Regions from separate parts of the Mus musculus genome. Here regions 1 and 3 are each linked to region 2. The links are chromatin loops, found by intact Hi-C in ENCODE. Cell type or tissue: gastrocnemius. All regions are shown on one strand.

The links. Hi-C counts contacts between places; a loop is a spot of excess contacts. Peaks named below come from ENCODE experiments on the same cell type or tissue, not always from the same donor. Only the 100,000 strongest peaks of a DNase experiment are listed, where the experiment ranks them.
Region 1: it touches region 2 in a loop (3-fold over the local background); 2 of 42 quality-filtered maps call a loop at or near these places.
Region 3: it touches region 2 in a loop (2.9-fold over the local background); 16 of 42 quality-filtered maps call a loop at or near these places.

The regions. Positions count from the first base shown.
Region 1 is chr9:69,049,682-69,052,181 of GRCm38, forward strand. The region is part of intron 1 of Rora (RAR-related orphan receptor alpha); the gene reads left to right. Among named protein-coding and RNA genes, the nearest start is that of Gm31262, 230 kb to the left of the region's middle. In gastrocnemius, CTCF peaks have their summits at 1,016 and 2,320; no DNase peak of the experiment used is centred here; H3K4me3 peaks cover 796 bases; H3K27ac peaks cover 2,500 bases.
Region 2 is chr9:69,295,449-69,297,948 of GRCm38, forward strand. The region is part of intron 2 of Rora (RAR-related orphan receptor alpha); the gene reads left to right. Among named protein-coding and RNA genes, the nearest start is that of Gm46153, 8.9 kb to the right of the region's middle. In gastrocnemius, no CTCF peak of the experiment used is centred here; a DNase peak (open chromatin) is centred at 1,155; H3K27ac peaks cover 1,645 bases.
Region 3 is chr9:68,975,337-68,977,836 of GRCm38, forward strand. All of the region lies in intron 1 of Rora (RAR-related orphan receptor alpha), which reads left to right. Among named protein-coding and RNA genes, the nearest start is that of Gm31262, 150 kb to the left of the region's middle. In gastrocnemius, a CTCF peak has its summit at 1,003 (motif pointing left); no DNase peak of the experiment used is centred here; H3K27ac peaks cover 1,482 bases.

The DNA.
Region 1 (2,500 bases), 250 kb before region 2:
AAAAAGCATAAAGCTAGGAACTGGTGCAGTGGCAGCCTTGCAGCAGGGCTGCCTACCTGCAGTCTGGCAGCGCTGCTGTGGTCCCTCACCAGCTCTCCGTGGCAGCCCAGGGTCCTCTGACAGTCAAAGGGAGGCGGCAGCAGGGTTAGAGACTGTCCTCTGGAGAAAAGGAGCTTGCTTTCAGCCTCAGCCCCTGGAACCCAAGTTCAGAAGCTGCCCTTGAGGGCACAGTAACCAGGTTAGAGGTATTTCTCTATTTAGAAACAATGTTTAGACACATCAGCCCACACCTAGACTGGGACAGGATCTGTGCAAGCGAATAGACATGCCCCCCATCCGCTCAGGTACTACAGGATTCATGGGATCACATAGCATATGCCCATACCACTACTTCGTCATTTAGAAAATAAAGTAACTGCTTGTTACTGCCTCCGAGATAAGAGCAAGTGGAGGTTCCAGAACTGTCTGCCTTTTGATAAAACACTCTTAAGAATGCCGAGGTCAGGATAGAGAGATGGCTCAGCAGTTAAGAGCATGTGCTATACATTCTTTCAGGGGACCTGAGTTTGGTTCCTAGCACCCATGCGGAGGGACTTATAACTGCTTGTAACTTCAGCTTCAGGAGGATAGAATGCCTCTAGCCTCCACAGGGACCTGAACTCACATGTGCGACGTAGCACACACACACACAAGCACAAACAAGCATGCATGCAAACACATACACACATTTTTAAATTAAAATGAATGTTTCTTATAAGAATTCAGAAGGCTTTGAAACCCAGGGAGCTATATCGATAGTGGTAAATTTTTAGGATTGCTGTGGAGTGAGGTGAGCTCTTGTGCTAGCTTGTGTGGCAGCTGTTTGTTTTGCTCAAGAATCAGACAGGTTTCGTTTAGATTGCACCTCTCCAAGATAATCATTGATTCCAAAATCTAGACATGCATAAGGCCTCAGAAACTAGTTAATCCAATTCTCCTATCTCCACACAAGAGTAAATCCTGGGAGCTCACGCTGTGGGGTGCTATATACTGTTCTTCCTGCTTGCCAACCCTGCTCCCGAGAGCAGCACACGCCCCTTTCTTAATGGAGTCTTAAGGCAGGGAGGTAGCCTGCTGCTTAGTGCCCACAAATCGGGCTGGGATTTCACTGGCATGCCTCTGCTTCCTTGCTTTGTGCCTCCTAAATGAGGCCACCTTGAATCAAAACCCCCATGGAACGCCAGTGATTCAGAGAAACGTCCTGAATGAGACTTGGAGAGAGCTTTACCGTGGTTCACTCTCAGTCTCTAATGAATCATCAACACAGTTATTAATGTCACTTTGACTTCCACAGCAAAGCGACACTTTACCCTGTTCCCTCCGCCAGCCCCATCAACCCTGTGTCCAAGTACACGTGGTATGGACATAGAGTTCCTTGGTATATATTTCATAGTGTGCATCGTGAACAACCCTTCCCCCCCCCCACCCCCCCACACCCAAGACTTCTTCCAATTCAGCCTGGTAACTGTGGAAAACTTAACAACATGTGCCCGATGCTGTGCCACTGCAGGGAGATCAGTTTCAAAATAGATTGACCTCTGAACTTCCCTAAGAATCCAGTGCTAGTCACCCAAGCTAATTAATGCTTGGGCATTAGCACTAATCATATCCCCAAGTTCCTGGCTACCTAGTGTTCCTTTAGCACCACGTAGACTCACTTCATGATAATTTACACTCCAGTTCTGAGGATATTATTGTGACATTTTCCATAGGCATAAAGTTACTTTTCTTCTTGTCAGCTGCTATTCTGTCCCTTAGCAGTTATAATTTTATTTGCGGTATATCTTGAATCAAAAACATATTCCTTGGGGGTATGAAGCCTTGAGTCAGTGGTTAAGAGTGTGCTGCTCTTTCACGGGATCCAAACTTGGTTCCCAGCGCCCGTGCCAGGCACCTCGTAATGGCCTACATCTTTAGCTCCACGGACTCTAATTCTTCTGGTAGCTATAGGCTTCTATACCAACATACACATACCCCAACATGCACAGATACACACAAATGATACTAAGAAAAATTAAACATGTCCAGTAATGAAAATAGTCTTGGTTTCTAGATAAAGCTTACTAACTATGCCTTCTCATGGGGTGTTTGTTGTGACACTTTACCAGTTCCGTGACTTAATCTTCACAGACACAATACTATGATGGAGGTGTGCCTATGTGTTCCATTGCTCAGATTGGGAAACAGAGCAACACCTCATGATGTCATTTGCCAAAGTTCACGGAGCTATTAAATGGCAGGGTTGGACTAAGCCTCCCTCCTCTGGTCTAATGACCACAACACATGATTGCTAACACAGAGTGTTTTAGCATGGATTTTATTATTGAATGTAACACCCTGGTTGCTGGCACGGTGGGGTTCTTTTTACGAGGGAAGATGTCTGTAAAATGAGCCAGTTGGCCTCCGTCAGCAAAGCCGTATTTAGAGTTCACAGAGATAATTGTGTCTCCTCATTTGAACC
Region 2 (2,500 bases):
GAACAGCCTCGTGAAGTGCAGCTGGCCTCTGCACAGAGTCATCATTATCACAGAACTCAGTCAAATACTTGTCTGCCTGTCCCATTTATCTTTAGGCAAAGAAGGAGGTTTACACGTGTGTCTTTTTATTTTAATCCATTCCATGTGGTCGAATGCTGGTCAGCATGGTTGTGTTGCTAGTGAAGGGGCATCAGTGCATAGTGTTGAGAAGCTTGGCGTCTCTCACATCAGCAGAAATAGAAGGTTTCTTGAGGAGTCGCAGGAGCTCACTTCTTGCTGGGTTGGTACTTAACCTCTCCGGGTACCGGATGGAGGTGTGCTGTTCTTTCAGAGGCTCGGGAAGGAATGAAACTTTAAGTCACTCAGATTCTATGTCCCGTCAGCAAGTGGGTGACACGAATGTCCTGTTATGCTTGAAAACCCTCCTGTGATTGGAGAGTTCACTATTTCCAGAGGTAGCTTATTCCATGTTAAATCAGAAAGACCATCCCATATCAAGCAGACATGTCTGCTTAGTTCTCATAAGTTCCCTCTGGTTCTGAGCCCACCTTCCCATGCTGTAGGGGACACATGTGATCCTTCCAACTGAAGACTGCTATTTGAAAAGACACACACACAAACACACACACACACACACACACCTACCCATGAGCTCTGATGTCCCTCTGCCTCCCATCTCACTCAGGTTCACCGTTCAGCCACCTCACAATCTTGGTCAATTTCTTCCTCAAATGAAAAACACACTTCAGTTTGTCTGGAAACATTTGACATTTTGATGCAAAAAGTGAGGTCCAGCTGCCTAATATGATATGGCTGACTTGACTAACAAAACAAAACAAAACAAAACAACTTTGTTTCAAACATATTAAGGTACATAAAGAAGGCTCTATAACTCGACTGGGGATCAATCCTAGTGGTAATCCTTGTAATTTGTGGAAGCGGGGGCTTAAGAGTTTATGGGTACTTTATTTGACTTATGTTGATTATTTAAACTACCCAGGAAAAAAATTAAAGTCACAAAAATAATTATAGGAACATTACAAGCTCTTATAAGTTTTGGGTGTTTTTTTTTGTTTTGTTTTGTTTTGTTTTTTTGTTTTGTTTTTTCACAAAGCAGTATCACATCTGAGATGAGGCTGCCCTCTAGTGGATACTTGCTCATGACAGGCAACAGCCATGCCAGTGCCAATGAAATTCCCATCAGGCTAGTGGAAAAGGTCAAAGGTTGTGAATATTTTCTCGACAGCTGTGGGGCATTCTTCACCAATTTCAAAAGTGTAATTCATTATCTTGTGCAGTTATTAGAAATGACTTATTAGATAACGAATCTCTAATGTTTTCTTGGAAGGAAGGAAAGGTCATTTTAAAGGAACAAGTTCTATTAAAGCTTGTTCGTAGCACCCTGTTGTCTGTACTAAATCTGAGTGGCATTTGGTTCCTGAGCAGCTAAACCTGTATTGAAATCCTTGTTTTGTCTATTCTCCATCCTTGATTTTTTTTTCTTAAAAAAAAAAAAAGCCAGTGAAATCTAACATTTTTCATTTTCAAATCAAGGCGCTCTCCCCCCCCCCCTTCTCACACACACACACACACACACACAGAGGATATAAATAATTATAACCGCTGATAATCTTTTTGGCATCAGAAGAAACTGTTTAGCTCCTTGGTTTTGAAGACTCGGGTGGTTTAATTCACCCAAACTTTCAGGTTGTCTCAAAAATAAAGTATATATGATAGAGGATGATTGAGCTTGAAAGAGTTTACAGGTTAAACGACTGGAAATTGGCTAGGGTGTTGCTCACTTGGTAGAGGGCTTGCCTGACATTTAGAAGGCCCCGTGTTCAAGCTCCAGTCCTGCATAAAGCAGGCATGGTGGTGCACTCCAGTAATCCCAGCGCTCATGAGGTAGGAGCAAACTGAAGGTTATCCTAGGAAAGTTGACACAGACCAGCCTGCAAAACAAAAGACAGGGCTCAAAAGCAGACAGAAAAATGAAAATAACAACACACATAAAAGCTCTCCATGTAGAGTCAGAGAAAAGAACTCATTTGAGTAATAGTTTTAGGCTCTTTAGTGAGCTTTGAATTCGGCTTTGCCTGATGTATCAACCATGAAACAATCTTACCTCTGTGGAGGAGCCAGAGGCATCTAAATCCTGAAAATACTGATTTTCCCACTGAAATGCCTCTTGGGGGGTTGCAGGGGGACACACCACAGAGGTGTAAGAACACGAGGTACAGTGGGCTTTTTCATGGCTTGAACTTTGGGACCCGAGCTGTAATAGCAAAGACAACCAACCAAGATGAAAGATACCGCTGGGATTTTAAAGGAGTATGATTCTGGCCTTGCTGATACTCGAAAGAAGCAACTGAACTTTTCATGAAAACAAGGCAAAAACAACAACAAAAAGGGGTTGGGGGGTGCAGAGAAACTGCTGCTTTGGCCCTTTGATCTTAGAAATAAGGTCGTGGTTAAGAAGTGAGGACTTGTGGTTAGGTTG
Region 3 (2,500 bases), 320 kb before region 2:
ATACATGCAAATTTATACACCTATAAATACACACACACACACACACACACACACAAGCACACACACTCTTTCCAGTACTTCTCTTGTCTCTTAGCCAGACAGTCTATCTCAGGTTCATTTCCCATGCCCAGCCAGCTGATGAGAAATGGAATTTGCACTGTTGAGTTTTCCTGTCCTGTAGATGGCTCTCAGATTCCAACTCAGGGCTCTCAAGTCTCAACCCTAAACTTCTCTTGGCCATGGAAGCAAAATAAGATACACGCTGTATTTCCTGGAGTCTTGATAATTAAATAGACTTAATGTGTTGCCTCTTGGAATCATTTATTCTGAACAGTAGTCATAGATTTTCAGTGTCTGAACAATATTTCAGCCATGGTATTTTAAGCATAAGGCTCGTTGGGAAGGATAATACTTGAAGCTGTACATATCTACAGACACAGATACAAGCTCACACACATGAACTTTATTACAGCTGCTAGGAAAATATTTCCTGTGTTTAGTTTTAAGCCTTGGTACCTTCTCTATCATTAAGACACACAACTATTAAGAGACATATGTGTACCTGACAAATGGCTGCTTTAAAAGAATCTATTAGAGAATGGGACATTTAGAAATGGATCAAGTGCACGTGGAGAGGGGCAGTCCTTGTTCACAGAAGGAACATTTGATAGGTGTGTTTCTTGCTAGATAGAACAACTTGGGCATGTAATCTCAGCACTCAAGAGGCAGAGGCAGGAGGATTGCCTAGGAGTTCATGGCTGCACTGGTCTGCCTAGTAAATTCTAGGCCTACCAGGACTACATAATGAGATCCTGTCTCCAAATTAATGAATTGATTATTGAGCGGTATGTTTGCCCTCCAAGAAGTAGCCCCAGCCATATTTAAAATAGAGGTTCTGAGCTGTGACAAGAGCTAAAGGGTTTGGGAGGAACAATGGAAGGGTGACCATCTGTCAGGCAGATGTGAAAATCTCTTACCAGATCACCCTCTTGTGGGGACAGTTGTCAGAGCATTTCTGCCTACGGAGCCGCTGGGTCTTTTGTATGTACTCCGTTGATGGACAGAGACAGCCCTCCACAAGCCAAAGATCCCAGAGCTTAAGAAATATGAGCTAGGACCCAAAGAGGAAGCTAAGATTGGAAACTAAAATCACCTATGCCCAACAGAGTGAAAAGGTGCCCTCTTGCGAGACAGCCACCGAAAAAGCACTGCTATTGCTTCGTGCTTGCTCTTCTTCCTAATTCAAAACAAAACGAAACAACCAAAATTAATCACCTAGATATTTTCAAGGAGAAGTTTCAGCTCCCTGCTGCTACCTAATAACAAACTGAGCAGTTAAACCTTCAAGAGAGTCCAATATGGGATCAAATAAAGACAAAAGCTGAAGAGTGGGCTTATCACAGTTGAGTACTGGTCGGCTCCGAGGAAAACTGCTGCAAGAGAAAAGGTACCAACCTTCCAAACACACAGGAGGCATTGCTAACCATTCCTTCCCAGCCATAGTCACTGCTGCAAAGGATAGAGTAGGTTTTATTTTATTTCATTTTTCCCCAGCAAGCCTCAGCCTAAGGAAAAGCTAGTCTCTCACAAGATGCCAGGCAATTGAAAGAGCCGTTCTGTCAGGGGCTTGAGGCAGGGGGAGTGTATTTTCTAAGATTTTCCGATACTAAAACCCATTTAGGACTGTTGAGAGAAATCTCTCCGACGGAGGATTTAGCTCCTGCTAATCCTTAAGTGACTTGTTTTGACAGGGTCTTTGTAAAAGATTTTTCTCAGGAACTTTGCTTTGCTCTCAAGTAGCAATTACTGAATTGTCCCCCAGAACCTCTCTCTTCATCCTTCTCTTCTTGCTGGATGCCAGCTAATGAACTTGATGCATGCTCCAAGACACCAAGTGAATCCAATCACAACTGTTTACTGTAGAAAGTCAAGACTCTCAGGATTTCTGCGGATATTCCGTTTCTCTCTCTCTAGCCTCTGGGTATCAGGGACCTGGATTTTATTCCATGTGTCATGCGGCCTCCTCAGCAAATTCTTTGACTCCCGGCTTGGGGAAGCAGAGCCCTACTTTTCTTTTATCCTTCACTTTCTCTACATAAAGCCATTTCCCCCTGCCTGCGTGTGGAAGGAGCACGGGGACCCCTCAGTTTTTAAAGCCTCCTGGTGTTTGCTTTTTGCTCAGCTTGGCATTATATTTTCAGAGGTGACAATGTGACAGTGGCAGCCGGTGTGCACGGCTCACCTCCCTGTGAAAGGGACCCCTTGATGCTATGACAACAGGGCCTCATGTATGTGTGTCTTTCTTTCCCACTGCCCGCTGTGTTATGAAGAGATTTTCAAATTCGACCTCACATCTTGTCTGCCACGTTTTAATTAAGTCCCATACCAGGAGAGGCTTAAAGGTAACTTTCTAATCCAGTGTTTTTCAGAGTGTGGTTCCAAGATGGGCAGCCCCAGCATCGCCTTTTAGAGACAGATGCTGGGAATAAGGCAAGGCCTC